2 separate regions of the Mus musculus genome follow, and region 1 is linked to region 2. The links are chromatin contacts, found by Hi-C or POLR2A ChIA-PET in ENCODE. All regions are on one chromosome and are shown on one strand. Each heading gives the region's core, a stretch centred on a gene start or an enhancer-like site at or near the end of the contact. The rest is flanking DNA. Distances are from core to core; before and after follow the strand shown. Region 1 holds the start of BC003965 (cDNA sequence BC003965). Region 2 holds the start of Spsb3 (splA/ryanodine receptor domain and SOCS box containing 3).

Region 1 (6,105 bases), core at 1,558-4,057, 300 kb after region 2:
GGGGGGGGGGGAATCCTTGGCTGCCGCTTCCTAACATCCTGGGACTTTCCTACTGCCCTTTGCCTTGCCTTCTCATCTGAAACCACATTCTGAAAATCCTGACAATGAATTAACAGCCTATTTTCACCAGTATGACATCTTTGTAAACCATTTCATTTGCAACTAAGCAAGGTTCCAATCTTGTTTTCAGGCATGGGAACACTGTTCACTCCAGTACAGCAATGCCAGCCCCAGGAAGATATGTGATTGGGGTGTGTGCGCGCATGTGTGTGTGCATGTGTGTGCATATGTGTGTGTGCATGTGTGTGTGTGTGCTCCCGAGCGTGTATGTGCGTGTGTGCGTGTGTGTGCATGTGTGTAGGTCCCATGTGTGCAGGTGCAAGGAGTCTAGAGGTTATGTTCCTTAGGAGCCACTTAGCTTGTTTCTGAGCGAGGGTCTCTTACTGGGACCTGGGACTTGGCAGTTAAGCCATACTGGGTAATGAGAGAGCTCCACAGATCCCTCTTTTCTGCATCCCCAGAGCTGGAATTACAAACATACATAGAGCTTCTTATGTGTCTGGTAAGGCTCCAGCTCAGGGCCTCATGCTTGCATGGTGAGCACTTCACAGATTGAACCACCTGTCTTGCCAGCCCTAAAATGTCTCTTTCTGCCTCTGATCTGAGACAGTCACTGAGACTGAGATGGGCTCATTGGTCATTGTCAGAGGCTAGCCCACCCAAGGATGAAACTCTTAACTCTTGCTGTACCTCCTTGTCTGGTCCCATGGGCTATCCTGTGCAGCTTGAGCCTGGCTCTCCTACAGTATCCAATCCAGGAAGCCTGATTCCCGTTACACCTTAGGGCCCTTAAGCTCCATTTCCTTCTGAAAGCTCACCCTGGTTTGCATGTTCCCTATAGTTAAGGGCCTAGGTGCTGTGAGGTCCTTGCTAGGAAACTGGTGTAGCAGTGTGGGGTTCTGTGATGGAACAGGTGGGGTGGGGCCCAGGGAGGAGGACCTTGGTAGACAGGTGCCTCTGTTGACACAGCAGCTCTTAGTCAGGGTCCTGGGTTGGGCCTCTTAGTGTATGGGGCGGGGGGAACCTCACAGGTGTTGCTGGGCTCCCGACATCTCTATCATTGCTCCTGCTCTAACTCAGTGAGAGTGCCTTGAGGAAGAACAGAGTGGAGTGTGAGGCTTTTCCCGTTAGTAAGTGGCTCCCGGTCACAGGAGGCTCCTGATTTTGTTCCATCCTGGGCTAGATTACAGCTCAGAGTAAGGGCATTTCCCAGGACCCTTTCTTTCCCACAAAGCAGTAAACATCCAAAAGCTATGGTCACCTTCAGGATGACAGAGTGTGCTTCCCCAGGTGGGAGACCTTGAGCAAAGAGCGGGCAAAACCACCTGCAGGGAACAAGGCAAGTGAGTTTGCAGGCTGCTCCCAAATCCTGCAGTTGCAACAGGTGTAAATTTCCCCCCCAAGCTTCTGGATCCAATTGATATCAGACCCCTATTTCCCTGCATGGGGAGAAGTTCAAGTCCAGTCCCCCAGCAGAGGAGTTTCAAGTGAAGACAGGACAGTTGGGCTGGGTTTTTGTAGCTGAACTTCATGTCTTCAGGAGCCAGGTTGCTGCACTGTGAGTTGTGTGTCTCCCCTCTATGCTGCCTAGTGAGGGCACCCTCTACCTTCTTGGAGTGCTGTGTAAGACTGGCCCTCACTCTAGCAGGAATATCTACATCACTAACAGCCAAAGGCTGAAGGGTCCTTTTCCTGCCTAACTTCTCCCTTGTCATGCATGCTGTGGTGCCCTCAGACACCCTCCTGAGCAAAATAAATCATGGGGACTCTGCTTGCCCAGAAAGGAACTCACAGCCCCATGAGATAGAGGAAGAGGTGTTTTTTTGTTTTTATTCATGTCACTGGTTTACAGATCAAGAATAAAATCGGAGTGATAATCATTATTGAGCCCTGCGGTAAGACCAGGTGTAATATAACTCACTCTAGCTTCTACACAGCACAGGTACTAAGAAGACAGACACCTTTAGGGCTGATCCTCTTTTTTTTTTTTTTTTTTTTGTATTTTAAATTGGGTTGATGTTAAGCTGTGTAGTACTTGGGACCAGTGATTCTCTTCTATCTGCCTCCACAGTATTGGGATTACAAGGTTGCCTGGCTGATTCTGACGATGCAGAGCTTCAATCAGCTTCCAGATCAAAAGGCCAGGTGCACGTTAGCTATGGGAGTGTAATTTCAGAATCGCCTCCCTGTAGGCTGTCCGAGATCTGGTCAGCCTATGGTCTACACAGAGCCATTTCCATTCTTCCTGAAGGCAAATGGATTCTGGGGACCTGGGATAGTCTAGGTGGAGGTGATGTTTCTACAAGCCTTTTCAAAGGGACGGCCAGGCCGGGAGGCGTTTAAGGCGCGAGGGTTTCCCGCCTCCGTGCCTGAGAGCTCGGATGGAGCGCTAAGACTGGAAGATGCGCTCATGGAGAACAGGGACCAAGTCCCTCCCGGACGATGGTCCTGGAAAGAAGCCAGCAGATGCCACGGGTTCTCAAGTCCTTGGGCATCACACTAAACAGCCTCGGGCCAAGCTCTTCGGAGAACCGAGTCTGCTTCACTTTCAATCCGCCGCGCCGGATCAGGTCTCAATGGAAGGACCCAGAACGACACAAACCCGTAAGTCGTCCAGATAGTGATCAGGGCGAGGCCGGAGACGGAAGAGCTAGCGAGAGGAAATGCATCATTTCCGTTGCGCCGCTGGACCCACGTTTTGTAGTCGTGAAATTGGATGTGAAGTTCGGCTTCCGGTTTTGTGCGACGGAAGTGACGAAAGCGCGGTGCGCCTCAGCGTGCGAGTCGAGGTCGCTATGAACAGTGTCCTGTGCTCACGGGCTGCGGGGTGAGAGCCGTGAGGTGCCGGTGCGTGAGGGTGGGAGGTGGCCGTGGCTCCGGGACGCTTACTGCTGTCTCTCTTCCAGAGCGGTCCGGGCTCTGCGGCTCGTGGGCTGGGCTTCGCGAAGTTTGCATCCGCCGCCCCGTGGCCGGTCTCCAGCTCAGCCTGCAGACAGGGAAGAGGAGGACGACGACCCCAACCTCCCGATCCAATTTTCCGGCAGCAAAGCCACCCCGATCCGCTGGACCGTGGAGCATTCCCTGGGGAAGCCGCAGCAGCGGCCCTGGTGGAAAGTGCTGCCGCTCACCCTCACACTCGTGGCTCTGGTTGTATGGTGCTACCAGAGGGAGGAGAGCGGCATGGACCTGTGGTTGAGGCAGGTGTTGGAAGAGGAGGACGAGGAGGAGCCGGAAGGTCCTCCGGAGGAGCTTGAAGCTCCGGCCCTCTACGGGGCTAGAACGTAACAGGGTGCGTGCTGAGGAAGGGACTAGGCAGCCGTCCTTTCGTTGTTGAATTTGACGATTTCTGAACTGGTTCTGCGCATGTCCTCGTTGCTTAAAGGACTTGGATGGCGCTCTTGGCGCTGAGACACAAGAACACAGCACAAAGTTGGAGGCTTGAAATCTGATCTTTGCCGAACACCAATGCCCAGTGATTACGTCCATAGAACTTTTGAGGTTCCTAGAAAAGGTTTTGGGTGCACCTTATGCTCTTGAGTTATGATGTGTTCATACAGCCTAATCATGTTTCCAGCGTTCATCTGGTGGAGGTGTTACCTGCAGTTCATTCGCTTTCCGAGACAGACTAACTGCTGAAGTGTAATTACCTATATGTGTGCAACATCAGTTGAAGCTATTTTAAAAACTAACAAATGGAAAATACATTTGGTAAAGTCTAATGAACTCAATTTTCTCACCTCCCCTTTCATCATCAAGTAGGCTTTGGTTTTTTTGTTTTGAAACACAGTCCCCCTATTTAGCTCTGGCAGGCCTAGAACTGGCTATGTAAACCAGCCTTGCTGTAGACTTAGATATCAGCCTGCTTCCTGCTTCTGCTGCCATCTTTTTTTTTTTTTTTTTCTCTTCTGCTCTTCATTCCCACATGAGAACTTAAAAACTTGACAGAAGTGGTAGGGTATGCTTGTCATCTCAACACTTATGAAACTGAGGCAGGAGGATCCTAAGTTTGGGGTCTGCTTGGGCTACGTAGGGAGGGCCTGTCTCAAACAAAACAAAACATCAATAATATAGTGGGTTGGTTTTTTTTGTTTGTTTGTTTCTGTCTTTTTCACAGTGTTGTGATTGAACTCAGGAGTCTATTGTGCTATCCTACCAATGAGGTCTGTTTCCAGCTCACATAGAATTGCTTTTGCAAAAAAAAAAAAATGTTACATTTCATGCAGTGGGTTCTCAGTGCTGCCAGGCTGATAACTTATCTGAAGTGATGTGGGCATTTGAACTCGTGAGCAGAATAAGTGGGGACACTCACTACACCTCTGCTTTCTCGTTTTTTTTCTTTCCTTCCCCCTTTCTAATTTTTCAAGACAAGGTTTCTTTATGTAGCCCTGGCCATCCTGGAATTCTGGCTGTATCCCTGGCTGGCCTTGAACTCAGAGGCAGAGGCTGCGTCCGCCTCCTGAGTGGTGGGATCAAAGGCGAGCACCACCAGATCTGAGTTTCACATCTATTTTACGGATAGGAGAATAGGTGTGTTAGCTAAAGGGTTACTTAAATGTTTATTTTATTTATTTATTTATTTTTTGTGCTATGCTTTTCCAATTTCCCAAATAGACTGTAGCTTGTGTTTTTCCTATTGTTTTCAGCCCAATGAATTCTCTGGGTGAGTGCCCAGCAAATATCAGGTAGGGAGAGGGCCTGTAACTAACTATAAGCCAGCTGCATGTACAAGACAGTAGATAAACTGTTGGGCAGAAAGAAATGATTGAATAAAACATGTTCTTTTGAGGGAGGAGGAGTTAACGTAACTGACGCTTACAAAATTAGATTTACTTTATGTGTATGTATGTGCATCACATACATGTCTGTTGCCTATACAGGTAAGAAGAGGATGTCAGATTCCCTGGAACTGGAAATACAAATGGCTATGAGCAACCATGTAGGTTCTGGGAACTGAACTTGGGTCCTCTGGAAGAGGAGCCATTCACTGTGAGCAATTTCTCCAGCCCCAACAGCCACTTTGTGTAAGCTCTTGAAAATGGAAAGGCTCAGTAGTGTTGGAAGTGAGCTGTTACACAGATAAAAACCTGTTAGTTCTGTTCTGAGCCATAGCCCTCGAGTACCAGCTTCAATAAAAGGACACGTCTGGCCCTTATGTGGGTGTCACAGGTGATGTCTGCAGAGGAATAAAACACATCTTTTGATGAGAGACCTTTGCCCATGTCCACAGTCAAGGTCGCTGAGTTCCACCATCACTGCTATTTGCTCTCTGTCACACCTTACAGAGCCAGCTTCTCTCTCTCTCTCTCTCTCTCTCTCCCTCTCTCTCTCTTTCTCTCCCTCTCTCTCTCTCAGATTCCTTAGGTTGTCTTGTGTGTTTCTCCAGGCTGGACTTGGGGGTTGACCTAGTTTTCATTCCCTATCCCTCAGCAGTCTGAGACACATTTATTCCTCTGTAGGTTCCCCTGTCTGCCCTTCCCTGCTTGCTCATTCTTCTATTTGATCTTTGAAAAAACAATGTTTCTGTTTGCTGGGACTGCCTACAGCTCACTATCCATCCACATGCTTGTGCAACCATTAAAATAAGTCCTTTAAACTAAGTTAACTTCAGGGTCTGTGGGCTAGGGGAAATGCTCAGGGATAAGTGCTTAGCCGGCATGGACCTGGGTCCGGGCACGCACATGGCTCCGGGTTCTACCTCTAGCACCCAAACCAAACCAACTCACTCTCCAAAGTTGTCAACAACTCAAAGAATTTGTCTACAAAAATGTCATATGAAGAAGTCAGTAATCCTACCAGCAAATGGTAATTTTACCTTACTAGTACTTTAAAATATAGCATACATACCTGGACCGTGTATGTCTCTCTGTTAATATTTTAGATCGTGTTTCTGGAAATGGGATAGGTTTTCTGTAATCCTCCTTTCTGAAAACATCCCTCTCTTTTCTGCCCATTCCTTTCAGAACACTTGTGGCTGTGCTACTCAGACTTTATCCCTCAGAGCACACCCGCAGTTAGCAGAGGAGCTGTGGTCACTTTACACACCAG
Region 2 (6,082 bases), core at 1,379-3,878:
TCTCAAAGTCCCTGACTACCTGACCTGTCTTGTCCTCCCTCAGACCTTGAAAGATGCCCACCCATCTTCTAAGACTCACAGCGCAGTGTGGGCAGGTGAAGCCGCTCATGTTCTCTATGACCCCTATCACCTGCAGCCCAGTCTTCTTACAGAAGGTCAGCTCCCGCCTCACATCCCCAATAGACACCGCCTGTGGATCAGAGGAGGGGCCAGTCAGCCACAGATGAGGCAAGAATCAAGCAGAGAACATGGCCCACTACAGTCCATTCCAAGCTCAACCAGGGTGGATAGACAGATACACAGACAGACACAGACACCCATGCCCAGGTAGGGTTGGAAGAGTTGCCAGTAGTACCTGTGGTGTGGTGACTACAAGAGCCCCAAGGGGCCTGTAGGGGCGCAGGGCTTCCATAGTGGCCATGTGCTCATCAGAGGTCCCTGGAGGTGTGTCCACAACCAGATAATCCAGCTGCCCCCAGGCCACGTCAGACACAAACTGCTTTATCAGTGCTGCAAAGACCCCAAAGCCCAGCAGTAATCCCTGAGAAAGGGTTAGGAAAGGAAAGGCCCATCTTGTCCAGCCCAGGATCTCCATCAGTTGCTTCTGGGCAGCTCCCAGGGAACCCTGGGGACATGTGCCACACACGGCAGCCAGGGCCCGCTGATCTTCGAGATAACATGGCAGAGCTTCTGGGGTCCCACAAGCTCGCCTTGCTTTCCAGCAGCCTTACCACCTGCTAGCACTCAACTGTCTGCACACTCCACGTGGCGGGGTGTAGCCAACTCCCATTGAGGCCCCAGGTGAGGATGCAACCTAGACTCTAAGGGCATCTGTGCCCTCAAGCCCAGAGAAAATGCCCTGGCTCGAGCACCTTGACAGCACATCCAGGACAGCTAGCCATTAAATCTAAGTGTGTTATTCTTCCCAGGCAGTCTCTCATGGCAGCTAGGATGGTTCAATGTTACCCGCTTAAAGCTCAGCACTGGGATCCACTGCACACTGTGCGGCCTTAGACCCTTGGCTTGAGTGAGGGCCCGTAGGGAGGGTTCTCAGAAGGGAGATCCCTTCCTATCTAAGGAGTGCCTGATGGCTTCACAACAAATGCAGAGCACAGCTTCTCCCTTGATCTTGGTCTCATGTCATATTCTCCATCCAGAGGCTGGGAGAAACCCAGAGGTATATATACCCTGAAGGGTGGACATCTATGCGCAGTAGAAGCGTTCCAATGGGAAAGAGACTCCAATACAGGCCAGGGCCAGCTTCTGGCTTTATCCAATGGCAGTAGGCACGAGATGGGGGAAAGCGGCCTCAGTAAAGAGGCACTGAGGAGTTGGAGGAAGGGAGGAAGCACTGCTTCTCACTAAGTTCTTACCATGTTTCTTGGGACCTCTCCACACCACGGCCTCATCAGGGTTTTCCAGCAGGAACCCCACAGACATAAGGGAGATGCTCTGCTCCTGATCCACAAAGACAGGCACCCAGCCATTGTCACACTGGTGCACGGCCTTGCCTTGTGCACGGAGCATGTGTGGTATGCTGGGACCGCACAGGTCCACATCTAGGATTCCCACCTGCAAGGAGGAGGATGCTGAGGGGTGGAAAGAAGTCTGCCAAGCCTGTTGGGAGCTAGGGACAACAATGAAACAGGTGTCAACCCTGGTCCAGGCCTCACCTTCTTGCCCTGGTGGCGCAGAGCCAGGGCCAACTCCGTGGAGATGGTGCTTTTCCCAACGCCACCCTTTCCAGAAAGAACAAGGATGATGTGTCGCACCCCGGCCAGGTTCCCGGGTTCTGGTGAGAAACAGGAGTTGGGGTGTCTGAGAGAGCGACAAAGACAAAGGCACGCGGGTAGGTCTTCTAGAAGCCCCAGACCTGTCTCAGCCTCACTTCTGTCTGAAGTGGAGCAACTGAAGGCACGTGCACACGTGAACGCTCACTTCAAACTGCCAGCTAATTTTAACAGACACAGAGGAAACTAACAGAGTAGATGATCACAGCTAAGCGACACCCGCGCACAAACGCAGACTCCACACTAGAGACTTCCAGTTCTAGGGAAGCAGGGCCCCCAATTCTCGGAAAGGCGTGAGGCTGAGGTCTTAGAGCAGATATAACCGCCGATGTGTGCATCGCGACACTCGGCTAGCTCAGTAAACAAGGGGACATGGGATGCTTTGGCGTGGGCCTGCACGCGGTTCGCCTTCAGACTTTCCCAACCCCTCGCGTTTGACCGACCTGCACGCTCACCGGCAGCAGCCTCCATTCCGCTACTAGTTGCTTTTCGCGGCTCTCTTCCGCTTCCTCTCCAAACTTTCGCAGCCTTTGAACCAATGGTGACAAGAGCCCGCCCCTTACTCATTTTGAGAGGTTAGTCATTCACCGTCCAGCCAATCAGATCACCCAAGGAGGTCCCGATCCTGGCAACTGATGATGACGCCACGGGCACGGACACACTTCCTTATATTTGTCCAATGGTCATGCGAAAGTTTTTTTTTTTTTTGACCGCTCTAGCGAGGGCCAATAGAAACTTTGGTTCAGGATTGACAGTTTGTGCAAGCCTCTTGACAGCAGTCCTGTCTCGCGAGACCCGCCCCCGCGCGAAGCTGCCATAGAGCCCGCCTTCGGCTGCCGGGCCAATGCAGGGCGGGGGCGGGGATTGTTTGCGTCGCGGCCGGAACGGAAAGTGGGTCAGCGCCGGGGGAGCTTTTTGGCCGCAGGTGAGCCGCGCCGGCCCAGCCCGGTCAGGCCCGGCGGCCGGCGGGTTGACCTTGCAGGCGGTCAAGCCGGCCACCCGTTGTTCCCTGGCGGTGGCGCTCGGGAGTCTGGGCGGGGGCCTCGGAGTCAGGCGTCAGGGACGGCATCGCTGTGGCGAGATCCGCGAGCCTTTGGCGAGGGAAGCAACCTTCAGCCCCGCGGAGGCCGAGCGTGGCTACGTCCAGGGACATCTCTGGTTCATTCATTGGGTTCCTACTGTGTGTTCTTATACGGCGCTCAGCCAACCCAACTGCTGTGGAGTGCTGTGCGCGGCCCCGCCCGGCTTCTTTGTGGATGGCCGGGGCGAGGTAGGGTAGTACAGTGGGTCTACAGGGGGACAGGAGGCAGCTAGGACAGAGTCGACTATTAGACAAAGACAGTCCACTCGGGAGAGGAGATCCGGACCTCTCAAAGCCTTTCATTTTGTCCCAAGAACGATGTCAAGCCAGTGAGTTTAAGGTTGTATCAAAGACTGAGTTTGTAGTGTGCAGAGCCGGATGGGTGAGAGGGAGTTGTGTGGTGCAGGAAGCGGTGGGGGTCTCCAATGGCAAGGAGGGGTGTCAGGAGTGGATGACAGCGGTGTTTCTGGCATGAGGAACTGGATGCTGTGGATGCCATTTGCCAAAGTGGACCGCGGAGGAGGAGCAAGTTAAGTGTCAAATGCCTGAGGGGCAACAGCTCCTGAACAGAATGCAGAGATGGGCTGGGACACATCCAAAGTCATGGGTGTCTGGGTTGTGTTTCACACCATCGCCCTGGGCTTGATTGAGGTGCTCAGATACTCGAGCCAGGTACGAGCTTGTGGGAGTTTCTGGAGCTCAGAGCTCAGTGTTGAGGGCTTGGAGTCCCCAGCCTTTGGTGGATCCATGGCTTAGGCTGCCAGGTAGAAGTGGCAGGGGGCAGAGTTGTGGGGTGTAGATTTGGGCCTTGTTTGGACATTGATACATTACATGTCTTTAAAGTTACAGTTATTTTTTTCCAGGTTCTCTCCACTATGGCCCGGCGTACACGGAGTAGCAGGGCATGGCATTTCGTCCTGAGCGCAGCCCGCCGAGATACAGATGCCCGGGCTGTGGCTCTGGCAGGCAGCTCTAACTGGGGCTATGACTCTGATGGGCAGGTAGGTCGAAGTGGCAAGGTGGGGATAACCAGTGTCTATGTTGGGTGAAAAAGACACTGAGCCAGGCAGCTGAGCTGTGTCCTGGTATGTGGTGCTTTTTGGTCTGGTAAAGCCTGAGGTATGTCAGGCCTCAAGACAAGAGACAGGGATCGAAAGTTCTGGATAGTGCTGGTTACTGTACAATGCTTGTTCACCAGGCCTGCCAATTTTATTATTGTGTGCCACAGTGAATGGGTCAGGAGCCTTGTATGTGTGTTCTATCTTACACCTTTATTTGGTATCTGGGGAGCAAGCTTAGGTTGTCCGTGACGTGCAGTAGCACACATACATATGCTGAGCCATTTGGATCACCCTGGATGTTTTTGTCACACAAATGCTGTATTTCATGTGTGTTGTATATGATAGGATCTGTGATCTTTTTTGGGTTTTTGAGACAGGGTTTCTCTGTATATACCTGGCTGGCTTTGAACTCAAGAGAACTGCCCAAGTGCTGGGATCAAAGGCATGTGTCACTATCCCTGCTGGTTTTATTTTCAGAAATGGTCTCACACTGTAACACAGGCAGGCCTTGGACGTGAGACAGTTTATTGTGTGTGGGCACACGTGTAGAGGTCAGGAGTCGCTGGAGTCAGTTCTCTACCATGTGATACCCTTAGGGTCATCAGTGCATGATTTTTCTTTATAATATTTATAGTTCTTGAAGTTCAAATGTCCTAAGACTTCCTTTGTTGGAGTCTCTGAGCACAAGGTAGATACCCAGCCCAGTGTGCCTGACTTGGCTCCTGGGAGTAGGTGGCTACTGACTTGCTGGTACCAGACTGGTGTTCTGGCTCTGCCCTGTACTGCCTCTACTCTGATGTTACAGCTCTCTGAAGCCGGGTTAGGGTTACAGTTAGGCTCCCTTCTAGAAGCCCATTGGATCACCAGATTATAAGGAAAACTTGATTTACTTACTAGGTCAGCAGTGCCCCAGGCCCTTCTTGGGGGCTTTTGAGCTTGAGTCAGCCCAAATTTTCAGCTACACCTCCAGTTCCTAATGATGCACCTGAAACAGCCTCAGTCATCACAGTGACACACGCATGCCTGTTGTCTGTCATGTGGCAGGTAGCTGTGGGTGTTCCTGGGCCTGGGTTGGGTTGAGCATCCTCCTCCCTTCCTCCTGTCCTAGGCAGATTGGCTTCTTACTCAGTGGATCTGCCTTGCCTCTAGAAGATCCCATCTTTGCCAGTGGGGTACAAGGTCTGCTCTGAGGTATGAGCCTTCCCTCCAGGCAAAGGAGCTGGTCTGTTTGGCTTCGGAGTGGCCTTAGTTAACGTTGACTAACCAAACTGGGGCTGGCTCCTTGTGGGTTATACGCCCCTATTTCAGCACACAGTACCCAGAATTGGATGTTGGTTTTCAGTCCCGACTCGGCTGCCTATTGCTGGACATTTCTTCACTTCTCATGATATTATACATCCACCATGATGGTTCTCCATCTCTAGACTTTTTGAGGCCCTTCCTGAGGAGCCAGTGAACTTGAAAAAGCACCAGAGACCAGAATGGTGGACACCCTGAGTATTGTGAAGAGAAAGAATACAGAGTGAACGTGGTCCAAGCTCCTCTTGGTGGTTGAATGCTTCCTTGTAGAGAAGTGCAGGATGGCTATATGGCTGTAAATAGATCTAACTTCAGGGTGGGTGTTAGAACTGTGATGTGGTCGCCATTAGAGGGGCTCCTGGACCACTGTGTGGAGCACAGCAGGGCAGCTCAGGAAGTAGAGGCCAAAACTTCAGGGACTGTCAAGTCAGCTAGCCTGAACCCTAGCACCAAAACAGGGATCCAAGGGCCTGCAGAGCAGCTGAATAGCAAGAGTTGATTGGTCAGTCAGTGGCTGGAACTTGACCAGCTCAGCTGTGTCCTCACCCCCAGCTAGGTTCTGAGGCCTGAGAGCATCTTTGGAAGAGTTTGCTGCAGCTTGGAGCATTAGTCCATTAGACCTTGTGGAGCATGCTTGCTCCTCTTGATTCCAGTGCCCTTGCAGGGGATGGAGACACACATCCCATGTCTTAGCCTGAGTGGAGCCAGATGCTAGACCTTGTTGACAGCAGCAGCCCTGGGCTTTAGGAGACCATGAACTACCCAGGGAAGACAGGTAGTGGATGCTGTGTGGCCTATGGTAGTCAGACCTTCTGGGGGGAAATGGGGCAGAGGAAGCCAAGTAAGAAGCC

Evidence for each region. Hi-C counts contacts between places; a loop is a spot of excess contacts on that map. ChIA-PET counts read pairs that join two places held with the same protein, here RNA polymerase II (POLR2A).
Region 1: a loop to region 2 is called in a map of heart, with 4 times the contacts of the local background. The contact joins the promoter of BC003965 here to the promoter of Spsb3 in region 2. A Hi-C loop is called at or near these places in 1 of 37 maps with a recorded cell type or tissue (heart). POLR2A ChIA-PET finds 5 or more read pairs at or near these places in 1 of 5 experiments (embryonic stem cell).

What each region holds. Positions count from the first base shown.
Region 1 is chr17:25,181,754-25,187,858 of GRCm38, forward strand. BC003965 (cDNA sequence BC003965) reads left to right here and starts at 2,808. Exons shown (of 2, transcript NM_183150.2): 1 at 2,808-2,887; 2 at 2,967-5,909. The coding sequence starts at 2,856. The coding sequence ends at 3,345.
Region 2 is chr17:24,884,046-24,890,127 of GRCm38, forward strand. Spsb3 (splA/ryanodine receptor domain and SOCS box containing 3) reads left to right here and starts at 2,629. Exons shown (of 7, transcript NM_001163751.1): 1 at 2,629-2,715; 2 at 3,735-3,872. The coding sequence starts at 2,635. Nubp2 (nucleotide binding protein 2) reads right to left here and starts at 2,305. Exons shown (of 7, transcript NM_011956.3): 1 at 2,234-2,305; 2 at 1,674-1,792; 3 at 1,374-1,572; 4 at 356-510; 5 at 80-190. The coding sequence starts at 2,261.